Linked DNA regions of Homo sapiens: region 1 is linked to region 2. A link is a loop called in an ENCODE intact Hi-C map of the cell type or tissue named here. Cell type or tissue: lower leg skin. All regions are shown on one strand.

Region 1 (2,500 bases), 650 kb before region 2:
CTCAGCCTTTGAAAGTGCTGAGATTACGGGCTTAAGTCACCTCTCCTGGTCCCTAGCTGAGCTTTTAGAGAGAAATTTTCCCTACACATTAAAAAGTGTCAGTCCAGTACTAGCCCTTTTCCTTACCTGTTGAGCCCTTATAATAATATGCCAGGCACTGTGTTGATTCATAATCTAGAGAGGCAGCCACTGCCTCAGGTGGATTCATTTATTCATTGGACATGCTCTGGAAACATATAACAAAGTATCTGATCTAGTTCTTGGTCAGGCGCAGCTTCCTTAAGGAATTGACATTCCTGCCAAATGCTCAAAGTTAAGTAGAAGGTGATGAGGGGAACATGGGTTATAAAAGAGCCCAAGAGAACCATGCATTTAAGTCCCTGAAGTGTGGGGGATGATGGGACGGATAAGATGTTCAAGGATCCTGAAGACCTTGCCAATAGTTGGAATGTGGAGCTGGGGGTGGAGTGACCCAGATGAGGTTGAAGTAAGCAGGGACAAAACAGGACAGAGCCTTGCTGTATGCTAAGTCTGCTTTAGTCAGGAATCTTTTGGTTGAAAGTGACAACGAACCCACTGAAGGAAAAAAAGGGGCTAAGAGTTCAGGGTTCTCATCTTTGGTCTCCTTTGTGTTAGCTTCTCTCTTGATCAGGCCTCTGTGAGTGGTCTCTGATCTCCCTAGTCACACAGAAGCCAACAGCTGGAGTCAAGAGAAGGGGGTGAGGAAGGCCGATGAATAGGGGCTACTTGTCTTTCCACTATTACCCTCAAGTCTACCTTCTTTGCAGGCAAGTCTAGACCTCCTCAGGTAGACCCTCAGTGGGAGGGCAGGAAGCTTAGCCTTTTAGACTCCAAAGCCGTTTGCTTTCTTAAAAATAGCAAACCCACAGCCCCCTATCTCTTTAAGGGGCTAAACACATTTTCTCTGCTGTATCCTCAGCCTACCTGGGGAGCAGGACCATTTGGGTTTGGTAAGAGAAAAAAGGAGGGCGAAAACCCCGGACACTCCTCCTGTCTCCCGACGCTCGTTCTGGCCGTCTGGCCCTCAGTACTAAGCAGGCCCTGACCTACTTGTCTTACTCTTGCTGCTTCTTCCCGCCGGGCCTCTTGCCCCTTCTCCGACCATGCTGCAGGTCCTGCCCCAACTTTAGGACTTCAGAACTCCTCCACCGTGCCGTGGAGGAACAGCCCTTCTTCCACCTCACGCACACCCTACCACGGCAGAACCAATCGAAGACTATCCCAGCCGGGGACCCCCCTTTTTTTTCCTGGGACCCAGCGTTTCCGCCTCCGGGGCGCAGACTCCTCCCCCTCACCGTCCCAATTGTATTCCCTGGAAGAGCAGCCGGAAAAGCCTCCGCCTGCTCATACCAGGATAGGCAAGAAGCTGGTTTCTCCTCGCAGCCGGCTCCCTGAGGCCCAGGAACCACCGCGGCGGCCGGCACCACCTGGACCCAGCTCCAGGCGGGCGCGGCTTCAGCACCACGGACAGCGCCCCACCCGCGGCCCTCCCCCCGGCGGCGCGCTCCAGCCGGTGTAGGCGAGGCAGCGAGCTATGCCCGCGGCATGGCCCGGCGCTGCGGCCCCGTGGCGCTGCTCCTTGGCTTCGGCCTCCTCCGGCTGTGCTCAGGTAAGGGAAAGACGGGCACTGGCCAGGTTCTCCTACCCCAGCCAACGGCCCAAGACTCGCCGCCCTCTGACTCACCCCTGCTAGGCCGGAAGGTGGAAGAAGGGATTCCCTAGAGGTGGGGGAGTCTGCTGGAGGTTAGGGGAGAGCCCCCCGGGACTGCAGAGAGCACCTGGGAGGCTGGACTGGGAACGAGACATACTCGAAGGAGTAAGTGAAGCAAGAAAGAGATGGAAACCTGGCCAGCGGTGGTAGGGGTGGTGCAGGCACAGAGAGCAAGGAGGCAGGGGATCTCCCCAGGCGTCCTGGGGTGGCAGGAGGCCGGCTCTGAGGGCGCTAAGATGCCATCTGACTTTTTGTGAAACATTATCTCAAGAAAGGTACCTGGACCAGCACCCCTCCCCGGGCTCCCCATCGTTTCCCATCCCCCACATTGGGCTCCAGATTCTCGTCACCCCTCAGGGGCAGAGAAGGGGAGAAAACGGAACGGACTTTTCAACCCTCCTGTAGGGTGGGACAGGAGGCTTGGAAGGGAAGAAGCTCTGCCAGGCTGAGGACTAGGAAGGAACTCTCTGAGGGGATGGGGAGGGGTGTGTTCGTGCAGAGTTGCAGAGGGGGATGCAGTGTGCCGGGGAGGGGCAGGTACAAAGGGAATGCACAACTGAATGAGCTTTCCACACCTACAGGCCACCTCTAGGGGTGGGCTGCTGTGTGTGTGAAACTTGGGGCTACATATATGCCTGACCCACAGCTTAGGCAGCCCAGCTATTCCACTCCAACCCAGTGCCTTTAGGGAGAGGGGAGGATGGCATCGTGACCACAGTCACATGTCATTACGTGAGGCACATAATGTCATTTGCACATGTAAATGGT
Region 2 (2,500 bases):
TTCTTTTTATACTTCATTTTGTAAAATTTTTCCAGGGTGGCTGGGCACGGTAGCTCATGCCTATAATCCCAGCACTTTGGGAGGCTGAGGCAGTGGATAGCTTGAGGACAGGTGTTCATGGCCAACATGGCAAAATCCCATCTGAAATGAAAATACAAAAATTAGCTGGGTGTGGTGGTGCACGCCTGTAATCCCAGCTACTTGGGAAGCTGAGGTACGAGAATCACTTGAACCCAGGAGTCAGAGGTTGCAGAGACCCAAGATTGTGCCACTGCACTCCAGCCTGGGAGACAGAGTAACACTCTGTTTCAAAAAAAAAAAATTTCCAAGGTGGATATTATTTCACATTTCATATTTCCTGTACAATGTGATTTGTCCTTGAGGATTTTCTATTTTATTTTCTAAGTAAAGTTAGTTTTAATAAGGACTAATGTTTATTGTGCCAAAGACAAAATTACAACAAATTTAACGATCTCGACTGGATTCCTTCCTTCCTGCCTTCCTTCCTTCTTTTCTCCTCTTCCCTCCCCTCCCCTCTCTTCTCTTTTTTCTTTCTTTCCCTCCCTCCCTCCCTCCCTCCCTTCCTCCCTTCCTCCCTTCCTTTCTTTCTTTCGACGGAGTCTTGCTCTTTCACCCAGGCTGGAGCACAGTGGCTTGATCTTGGCTCACTGCAAACCCCGCCTCCTGGGTTCAAGCGATTCTCCTGCCTCAGCCTCCCGAGTACCTGGGATTACAGACGCACACCACCATGCCTGGCTGATTTTTGTATTTTTAGTCAAGACGGGGTTTTACCATGTTGGCCAGGCTTGTCCCAAACTCCTGACCTCAGGTGATTCACCCGCCTCGGCCTCCCAAAGTCCTGAGATTACAGGCATGAGCCACCATGCCCGGCCCTGATTGGGCTTTTTCTACAAAAAATTCTTGTGAAACTTTTCTGCAATATTTTATAATAAAGTCCTACTGATTTATATTTGATTTTATATTTGTAAGTCAGGTGAAATGAGTGAATTCTTCCTTGTGTATGAATGTACTACATGTTGCAGAATGTCTACCTTTCCTGGGCTCCATCCACTAAATTCTCAAAGTGCCTCCTAATCATTGTCTCTATTAAAGATGCCCCACAAATTTCCAAAATGCCCCTAGGGTGTGCCTGAGAGCCACTACCCTAGGTGCCTCTCTTCAAACACCTAGGCCTCACTGCAGTGGCCAATAGGGGCATACTAGGTGGCCACAATCACGTTCCTCTGTCCCCTTTGTATAGCACTTGAAAAAGAGTTTGCTAAGGCCTGGTACGGTGGCTCATGCCTGTAACCCCATCATTTTAAGAAGCTGAGACAAGAGGATCCCTTGAGGCCAGGAGTTCAAGACCAGCCTGGGCAACATAGAGAGACTCCGTCTTTACAAATATATATATATATTTATTTATTTATTTTTATTTTTTTTGGTAGAAAAGGGGTCTCCAGTGGCCGGGCGCAGTGGCTCATGCCTGTAATCCCAGCACTTTGGGAAGCTGAGGCGGGCAGATCACGAGGTCAGGAGATGGAGACCATCCTGGATAACACAGTGAAACCCTGTCTCTACTAAACCCCATCTCTATTAAAAATACAAAAAATTAGCCGGGCATGGTGGTGGGCACCTGTAATCCTAGCTACTCGGGAATCTGAGGCAGGAGAATCGTTTGAACCCGAGGTGGATGTTGCAGTGAGCCGAGACGCGCCACTGCACTCCAGCCTGAGTGACAGAGCAAGACTCTGACTCAGAAAAACAAGCAAACAAAAAAAGACAGCTATATACCTAGGGAAGACATAAATATAAGTGAAAAGCAGAAGTACAAAAATAGTTCGGCTGACCCAGCAGCAATTTTGATCCCATCCCAGCAAGACCTGTCTTGGAGTGTAGGTCTGGCTCAGATAGCAAACTCCAGCCCTTTCACACTGACAGGTATCATATCACAGGCTCCTAGGTCTTTAGGTCCCATGGAGAGTGCCACTCCCAGTTCCACTGTTAGTTACTTCTATGGTCTGTGTTCAAGTCAAATAAAGACATTTGTTCATTCCATGCACAGCACAGAGTAGGTGCTCAAAAAAGTACTTTTTATACAGATGAATGAACAACTACTACCAGTTAACCTAGAACCTGTCCTTTCAGCTCTAGTTTTTAATTGTAATTTTATTTTATTTTAGAGACAGGGTCTTGGCACAATCACAATTCACTGCAGCTTTGACCTCTCAGGCTCAATTGGATCCTCCCACCTCAGCCTCCATAGTAGCTGGGACTACAGGTACATGCCACCATGCCCAACTAATTTTTGAAATTTATTTTTAGAGATGGGGTCTTCCTATGTTGCCCAGGCTGGTCTCGAATTCCTGAGGTCAAGCAATCCACCTGCCTCAGCCTCCCAAGGTGCTGGGATTATAGGCGTGAGCCATCACTCACCTCTAGTTTCTGGCCTGAGGGTATATTACTCTCCCTGATTACTGACACCAAAAATGATTTCACT

The links. Peaks named below come from ENCODE experiments on the same cell type or tissue, not always from the same donor. Only the 100,000 strongest peaks of a DNase experiment are listed, where the experiment ranks them.
Region 1: it touches region 2 in a loop (12-fold over the local background); 1 of 110 quality-filtered maps calls a loop at or near these places.

The regions. Positions count from the first base shown.
Region 1 is chr1:154,566,479-154,568,978 of GRCh38, forward strand. CHRNB2 (cholinergic receptor nicotinic beta 2 subunit) reads left to right here and starts at 1,300. Exons shown (of 6, transcript NM_000748.3): 1 at 1,300-1,630. The coding sequence starts at 1,567. LOC107985206 (a long non-coding RNA gene) reads right to left here and starts at 1,239. Exons shown (of 2, transcript XR_001738238.3): 1 at 946-1,239. RefSeq lists a silencer at 1,471-1,600. In lower leg skin, no CTCF peak of the experiment used is centred here; a DNase peak (open chromatin) is centred at 1,500.
Region 2 is chr1:155,221,404-155,223,903 of GRCh38, forward strand. It overlaps the pseudogene GBA1LP. Among named protein-coding and RNA genes, the nearest start is that of MTX1, 14 kb to the left of the region's middle. In lower leg skin, no CTCF peak of the experiment used is centred here; no DNase peak of the experiment used is centred here.